2 separate regions of the Homo sapiens genome follow, and region 1 is linked to region 2. Evidence: chromatin loops called from intact Hi-C (ENCODE). Cell type or tissue: endothelial cell of umbilical vein. All regions are shown on one strand. Links, peaks and the distances in the headings refer to the core of each region. The heading gives the core; the rest is flanking DNA. Region 1 overlaps AREG (amphiregulin). Region 2 has its middle 59 kb from the start of AREG.

Region 1 (4,403 bases), core at 138-4,137, 53 kb before region 2:
GGTTGTTTAACAAAACAAAAAAGCAGCAAATGGCTGGATTTGATCCATGGGCTGTAGTTTCCTGACCCCTGGTATAAACCATTATTTTTTGTGCATGCTCCTGCTTGCTCTCTCTCTCTCTCTCTCTCTCTCTCTTTCTTTCTATATATATATGTATGTGTGTGTGTATGCATTTTTTAAAAACTCCTTTAAAAAAGGACCTAAAGGTAATTTTTGCATAATCTTTCACATTGTTTTAACCTCCTCCCCGCTTACCTCCCACAAGCAGCTAGCACATTAAATAATATTGGAATGTATCAACTGCATAACAAATCACTGAACTCATCAGTTGGTCATAAAAGAAACACAAAGAATGACAAGGCGTGTCTTCTTGAACTATCACACCCAAACTAATCTCAACTTGTTCTTATACTAATAGATCCTTAGTTAGAATGCATTCTGTGTCTCATTATTTAAAATACGAGTATATGGCATAACTTTTTTAATGTTGGAATTAAATGGTTCTTTATGATCTGGAGAATAAGCTTAAAACACACCGCACGTTTTTGTGATTATAATTTTTAAATGTGAATTGCTTGCAGATGTCAGCAAGAATATTTCGGTGAACGGTGTGGGGAAAAGTCCATGAAAACTCACAGCATGATTGACAGTAGTTTATCAAAAATTGCATTAGCAGCCATAGCTGCCTTTATGTCTGCTGTGATCCTCACAGCTGTTGCTGTTATTACAGTCCAGTAAGTATGACATAACTTACAAATTCTTAATAAAATAATGGGAGGTTAATTTTTTCAGTATTTCTCTCATACTCTACTCTGGTATTTTAGATGAATTATTATATTGTCACTTGATCTTTGGTTTATATTTTTATATTTTATTGACAAATATCACAGAAAGTGGTCAATGTTTATGACTTGTGGCCACCATTGAAATTTAACATGTAAAGCCCTTTTATAGAAGATCTAGAAATTTTTTGAACTTAAGTAATTGAAGGTTTTATTTCATGTTATTTTTCTACTCATGGTTACTTTAGAATCTCAGAAAATATTTATATCTACTGTGAAATCCTATGCTTCATCAAGCCTCAGGAGCTAATTAAGACCTGTTTATAGGAGGTTCGTAGTATCAGACATACTGCTTTGATACTAAAAACGACAAAGAACTACAAATCATCAGCAGTAAAGAATAGATATGTTTTCTGCTCATATTAGAATGCAAAATTCTGAGTTAGGAATATTATAACATGGTACTAATTTACTTAGAGCTTATGCTTATTTTGTTACTATCGAATATGAGAACTCAATTATTAAAAATAAATTTCCATCATAAGACATGGCATAGCAAGCAAGGACAATTCTATTACTGTTTCACTCCAGCGTATCTTCCCTGTGCTCATAATAACAGATCACACACTTCACTTCATGGCCAGTAAATGTTAGGACTAGACTGTCCCAGGTAGTAGGCACTGATGGGTGCATCAAAATGGCATTGTCTGTCAAACAGAAGTCACTGAATAAGGGAAGTTGGGGGAGGACATGAATGGCTCTGTGATGACTCATGTGCTACTAGAGCTTGGGAAAAGCAAGGGACTCATTCTTCTAATTTTAGGTCTTGGTAAATAACTTTAACAGCTATCCACTTGTGTACATGATCTACCACGACTACCATTCAGGAAACAAGGGGTTATCTTCTGCCATTGTTGACAATTATTTTAAATTTAGATGAGATCATCATAACATGACACATAAAAATTGTTTCATCATGCATATCAAGTTTGATATGTAGCTTAAATTTATTTTGCACACACTAGAATTTGTCCTGGTTTTCTAGTACCTCAAGGCAGATATGCAAAGGTGTTTAGGAGACATACTCTCAGACAAACCATTATTATTTTAAAGGATAGAACAAAACAATCGCTAGTTAAGGAAGATGTTTTGTAATAATTAAACTTGTAATTATTTGACTTGAAATATTTAATCATTTTTTGGGAAAGAATGGATAGATTTTGTTAATGTTAGCACTCTTAAAATTAAGCAGTGGCTTTTTTCCCCGTGTCTCCCATATTCTCCTTGTGTTTGAAACATAAAACAAACACTAAACCTAAGCAAAAGTTGCTGGGTTTGTTTTCATAATTGAGGTGAGTTTTTCCCTCAACTATTACAATAAAAGAAAACTTTTTATGATTTTAATGATAATGTTTTGTGGTGGGTTAAAGACCTCCTAACAACAGGGGGTTTTTATACAACAACAAGAAGTTTTTAAATAATTGAGTTTTTAAAGTGGAAAGCAGCAGTAAATTAAACTAGAAGGATATATTTTATACCTAGAAATAAATAAAGCTCAACTTGTTTTGTAAGCCTGTTTCAAAAATATTTAATCATTTAATTTGTGCAAGTATAGAGTTCTCCTATGGCAAAACTATACCATCATCTTCTCCAATTGTGCATGGCAGCTGTACTAAGTTCTGCAAAAACAAGACATATGGATGTGTTTCATACCTTCTCAGAATTGGTATATCAAGACACATTTAAATATAAGCCCTCTGGAAATGGATTTATATACAGTCAACATAAATACCCCCTTAGAAATTGGTAATATTTTATAGCCAGGTTTAGGTTTAGTGTCAAGTATAGTGATTGCTGGTCTATCACTACTCATGAAGTGGAACCCCCTCTACTCATAAAAACCCCAATCAAACATATAGATGAATAGAACCTTGATAACATTAGAATGCCTTGTTCTCTGAAGGCTTAGAAGACAATACGTCAGGAAATATGAAGGAGAAGCTGAGGAACGAAAGAAACTTCGACAAGAGAATGGAAATGTACATGCTATAGCATAACTGAAGATAAAATTACAGGTTTGAGTTTTAAAATATATCTTTAGATCATATCCTATAATTTTGAAAAATTTAACACTATATAATCTCAAGAAAAATATGGAATGTGTTCTTAATTATATATACACTATGAACAATGGCTATGTTAAAGTATTATTCTTTGAGTATAAGATGGAATTCAATGTTGAGAATAGACTACGTGTTTAATAAGTATTATTAGGGATATAAATATAAGAGACACTGGTCCAGTTCTCAAAGAAGTTATTGTTTAGTAGATAGGAAAAAAATGTAAGAAACCAGAATACTAGGGATGTAAAATAAATGTCATGAGAAAGGAACCAATGGAGTATGAGAAGTTTCCAGTGAAAAACAGAAAGAATCCAGTAGAATTTATTTAGGGAAGAGGAAAAGATGTGTTCGGGGTGGCCTTGGAAGTGAACGTTGAAGGACTAGTGAGATTGGTTCAAGAAACTGTGAAGGGAAAGAAAGGGTTATACTGAGAAATGGAAGAGATAATTTTAGAAACTTGTGAAAAATGGCTTAATCTAAATGAGTGTTAGGGGAGATACAGTTGTGATGATAGGTTGAGCTCACATGGTGGAGAGCCACAGTTGCGGGTGCTTGCACTGATAATGTGAGGGCATGGAGACAGACAATAGGTTGAATGCTCTTTTTTTACAAAAGGAAGTAGAAAGGGAGGGGGATGTAAATTTGATAAATAGGTTGGTGAAAACTTATATTTTCTTGTAAAGAGAGAGAACTGAGCATGTTGTAGGTATAAGGTAAAAAGGCGTGAAGAGGAATATTTCGTTGATAATGAAAGTGAGCAGCTAGGGAAGAAAACTCCCAGAGGAAGAGGGAGGCAAGGAAATCAAGAACACACTTAAAGTTTGTCAGAAGAAGGAACTTTATTTCCTTAAACATTCAAGAAAGATGATGTCATTTCAGTTATTGATTGTCTAACTTCAGTAGGTTTAAGAGTTACTTGAGGGCTGGGCACAGTGGCTCAGGCCTGTAATCCCAGCACTTTGGGAGGCTGAGGTGGGCGGATCACCTGAGGTCAGGAGTGCAAGACCAGCCTGGCCAACATGGTGAAACCTTTTCTAAATATACAAAATTTTCTAAAAATACAAAAAATTAGCTGGGTGTGGTGGTGAATGTCTATAGTCCCAGCTACTTGAGAGGCTGAGGCAGTAGAATTGCTTGAACTGCAAGGCAGAGGTTGCAGTAAGCCAAGATCGCGCCATTGCACTCCAACCTGGGCAACAAGAGCGAAACTCCATCTTAAAAAAAAAAAAAAAAAAGAATTACTTGAGATGCTTGTTGAATATGCATATTCCTAAGCCCAGCCCTAAATCTACTGAATCAGAATTCTATTTTTAATGTACACTCCAGATGGTTCTGATACTTGAACAACGCTATATTTAGCATTGGTTAAGTACAGATATTTTGTTTTTAGCCTATTGCAGAATTAGCTCAATAATTCATAAAATGGGTAATTATTCATACCAATGCTAAACTCAGTATTTATTACATCAAAATTTTTAATGTATTGGCTAATTTTGGT
Region 2 (4,403 bases), core at 321-4,320:
ATGTTGTCATGATATGCTTCCTGACAGGAGTTTTTAAAGTGTTAGAAGAACTATTAACCAAAACCTCTGCTCCACCCCAGCTTTACCTGAAGATTAAGTATGGTTAGTCAAAACCTGACAGAAACAACCATCATCATATCCAAACCAAGTGAAAAATTTTATTTCAGTAAAAAGTGGTGGGTTTTATCTTATTCATAACTGTCTTAGTCCATTCAGGGTGCTATAGCAAAATACCATAAACTGGGTTATTTATAAATTACAGAAATGTATTTCTGCAGTTCTCAAGGCTGAGAAGTCCAAGATTAAGATGCTAGCAAATTTGGTGTCTGGTGAGATCACCAAATTCTGGGTTCATAGATGATGCTCTTTATTCTGTCCTCGCATGATGTAAGAGGTGAGGAATCTATCTTGGGCCTCTTTTATAAGGACACTAATTCCATTCATGAGGACTCTGCCATTTATAACCTAATCACCTCCCAAAAGCACCACCTCCTAATACCATCACTTTGGGGGTTGGGATTTCAACATATGAATTTTGGGGGTACAAAAATATCCCGACTATAGCCTTCTACCCCTGGAACCCCAAAGTTCATTTTATTTTCACGTGTGAGAGAGATTTATTTTATCCCAATAGCCCCGACAGTTTTAAGTGACACCAGCATCAACTCAAAAATTTAAAGTCTCATATAAATATCATCTAAATCTGATATGGGTAATATTCAAGATAGAATTCATCCTAAGGCAAATAGCTCCCCAGCTCTGAACCTGTGAATTCAAACATGTTATGTGCTTCCAAAATACAACTGTGGGACAGGGCATAGGACAGAAATTCCCATCCAAAAGGGAGAGACATGAAAAAAAGAAAGAAAGAAATGACATCTCCCAGGCAGGTCTAAAATCCAACAGCACATGCAACATTAAATCTTGAGGCTTCAGAATAATCTTCTTTGATCCAATACTCTACCCTCTATACTCATTGGGACAGAGGTCTCACGTTCTGGACCCACTGAGTGGAAGTTCTGTTCCTGCAGCTTTTCTGTGCAAGGTTGGGCCCCCATGGGTTTGGGAGGCTCTTCCCCACAGCTGTGAGACATGCCTCAGCTTTCATGGATTGGAGTTATATGCCTGCAGCTCTCTCAAGCTGGAATTACATACTGGTGGATCTGCTTGTCTGGGGTCATGAAGGCAACCCCACTCCAACGACTCAGCTTTTCACTGAATGAGATGGTACTTTGGGGAAGATATGAGATAATTCATTGCATCAGGACCTGAGATGGTGTGTAGGAAGACTTCTCCAGGGATGCTGACCAAGGTCCATTTCCTCTTTTCCCTACCAATCCTGAAAGAATAACACTCTTTATGCTTGTCATTACATTGTTAGTCATGACACACAGAGAGTAGTTACAATGAGCCATGGGAAATGACGCATTCACTTCTTTGATGGAGGCACTTCTGCCTTTCTAGTCCCACTTCCTGCAGTGTCCAACTCTTACTGCATGTAGTGATAGAACTAAATGACCTCTATTTTATCAGAAATGCCACACCTTTCTAGCTATATGCACCTTTGCATGCAGTTCCCTACACCTTTATTTTTTCTCATTTGAATAATTTTCTTTCATAATTCTAGACAAATTTTAGTTGCCCTCTGTACTAGGTAGCTTTCCCTCTGTTAAATGACCCTGCTAAGTTAACTAATATAAATGCCTTTTGTTATAGTTGCCATAGTAACTTTAAATTTACTGTGTGCTCATCTGCCTTTAGATTGTAAGTTTCTAAAGAGCACAGATCATATTTTTATTTGCTTTTGTACTCCAGAAATTAAAATAGTGCCTAACACATAGTTTATGCTCAATACATACTTTTTGATCTGAACTAAACCACTAGTCCTGATATGTAACTTGTCTCTCAGCTTTAGAATTCCACCTTAAATTGCAACTTCTGAGAAGCAGAAAGGACATTGTCTGGTAGATGGCTCAGGGCCAACCAAAATATTTAACTCTGTGGTAATTATAATGCTGAAAACACAGCACATAATTTCCATAGGTTTTTTTTTTTTACTTTATTCATCCGCTTGAAAAATGCATATTGAAGAACATAGGGGAAAACTTCAATGGCATTGGTCTGGGCAAAGTTTTTTGGATATGATCTCAAAAGCACAGGCAACAAAAGCAAAATAGACAAATGGGATTATATCAAACTAAAAACTTCTGCACAGAACACACATACATACACACACACAAACACATATATACACACACACACCCACTTCAGAGTGAAGAGACCACTTATAGAATGGAAGAAAATATTTGTAAACCACACATCTAGTAAGGGGTTAATATTCTTTCAGTGACACAATGGGCTGACTATTGTTAACAATAATTTATTGTATATTTCAAAATAAATAAGAGTGGAATTGGAATGTTCGTAACACAAAGAAATGTTAAATGCTTGATGTGATGAATATCCCAGTTACCCCGATTTGATCATTATGTATTGTATGTTTGGGTCAGAATTTCACATGTACCTCCAAAACATGTACAACTATTATGTGACCATAATAATTAAAAATAAAGCAACTTGATAGCAAGAAAAAAAAATCCCATTTAAACATGGGCATAAGACCTGAATAGACATTTCTCCAAAGAAGATATACAGATGCCCAACAGGTATATGGAAAAATGCTCAACATCACTAATCACCAGGGAAACATAAATTAAAGTCACAATGGGATATCACCTCATACCCGTAGGAATGGCTCTTGTCAAAAAGAGAAAGACAAATGTTGGTGGGGATAAAAAGAAAAGGGAACTGTCGCGTACTGTTGGTGGGAATGTAAATTAGTACAGCCATTTTGAAAAACAGTATGGGGTTTTCTTTAAAAACTCAAAATAGAGGGGTCGCTTCCAAGATGGCCAAATAGGAAGAGCTCTGGTCTGCAGCTCCCAGCAAGATCATCGCAGAAGATGGGTGATTTCTGCATTTCCAACTGAAGTACCTGGTTCATCTCATTGGGACTGGCTGGACAGTGGGTGCAGCCCACAAAGAGTGAGCTGAAGCAGGGTGGGGCATCATCTCACCCAGGAAGTGCAAGGGATCAGGGGATTTCCCTTTCCTATCCAAGAGAAGCCATGACAGACTGTACCTGGAGAAATGGTACACTCCTGACCAAATACTGCACTTTCCCACAGTCTTAGCAACAAGCAGACCAGGAGATACCCTCCTGTGCCTGACTCGGCAGGTCCCATGCCCATGAAGCCTTGCTCACTGCTAGCACAGCAGTCTGAAATCAACCTGCGAGGCTGCAGCTTGACAGGGGGAGGGGCATCCGCCATTGCTGACGCTTCAGTAGCTCACAGTGTAAACAAAGAGGCCAGGAAGCACAAACTTGGCAGAGCTCACCACAACTCAGTAAGGCTTACTGCCTCTATAGAGGCACTTGTAGGGGCAGGGCATAGTAGAAAAAAGGACAGCAGACAGCTTCTACAGACTTAAATGTCCCTGTCTGACAGCTCTGAAGAGAGCAGTGGTTCTCTCAGCATGGCATTTGAGCTCCAAAAACAGACAGACTGCCTCCTCAAGCAGGTCCCTGAACCCCGTGTAGCCTGACTGGGAATCACCTCTCCAATAGGAGTCAACAGACACCTCAAACAGGCAGGTGTCCCTCTGGGACAAAACTTCCAGACGAAGGATCAGGCAGCAATATTTGCTGTTCTGCAGCCTCTGCTGGTGATACCCAGGCAAACAGGGTCTGGAGTGGACCTCCAGCAAACTTCAACAGACCTGCAGCTGAGGGGTCTGACTGTTAGAAGGAAAACTAACAAACAGAAAGGAATAGAATCGATATCAATAAAAAGGACATCCACACCAAAACCCCATCTCTAGGTCACCAACATCAAAGACCAAAGGTAGATAAAACCACAAAGATGAGGAGAAACCAGAGCAGAAAAGCTGAAAATTCCAAAAAACAGAGCACTTCTTCTCCTCCAAGGGATCACAGCTCCTCACCAGCAAGGGAACAAAACTGGACGGAGAATGAGTTTGACAAGGTGACAGAAGTAGGCTTCAGAAGGTCAGTAATAACAAACTTCTCTGAGCTAAAGAAGCATGTTCTAAACCAACATAAAGAAGATAAAAACCTTGAAAGAAGGTTAGATGAATGGCTAACTAGAATAAACAGTGTAGAGAAGACCTTAAATTACCTCATGGAGCTGAAAACCATGGCACAAGAACTTCGTGACACATACACAAGCATCAATAGCTGATTCAATCAAGTGGAAGAAAGGATATCAGTGATTGAAGATCAAATTAATGAAACAAAGCAAGAAGACAAGATTAGAGAAAAAAGAGTGAAAAGAAACAAACAAATCCTCCAAGACATATGGGACTATGTGAAAAGACCAAAT

Evidence for each region. A loop is a pair of places that touch in the nucleus more often than their neighbours do. Peaks named below come from ENCODE experiments on the same cell type or tissue, not always from the same donor. Only the 100,000 strongest peaks of a DNase experiment are listed, where the experiment ranks them.
Region 1: it touches region 2 in a loop (5-fold over the local background); 4 of 110 quality-filtered maps call a loop at or near these places.

Annotation. Positions count from the first base shown.
Region 1 is chr4:74,449,799-74,454,201 of GRCh38, forward strand. AREG (amphiregulin) reads left to right here. Exons shown (of 6, transcript NM_001657.4): 4 at 582-734; 5 at 2,746-2,857. The coding sequence ends at 2,839. Among named protein-coding and RNA genes, the nearest start is that of AREG, 6.9 kb to the left of the region's middle. In endothelial cell of umbilical vein, for the core only: no CTCF peak of the experiment used is centred there; a DNase peak (open chromatin) is centred at 1,693; H3K27ac peaks cover 258 bases.
Region 2 is chr4:74,502,430-74,506,832 of GRCh38, forward strand. No RefSeq gene overlaps it. Among named protein-coding and RNA genes, the nearest start is that of AREG, 59 kb to the left of the region's middle. RefSeq lists an enhancer at 732-1,931. In endothelial cell of umbilical vein, for the core only: no CTCF peak of the experiment used is centred there; DNase peaks (open chromatin) are centred at 1,402, 1,982 and 3,342; H3K27ac peaks cover 2,317 bases.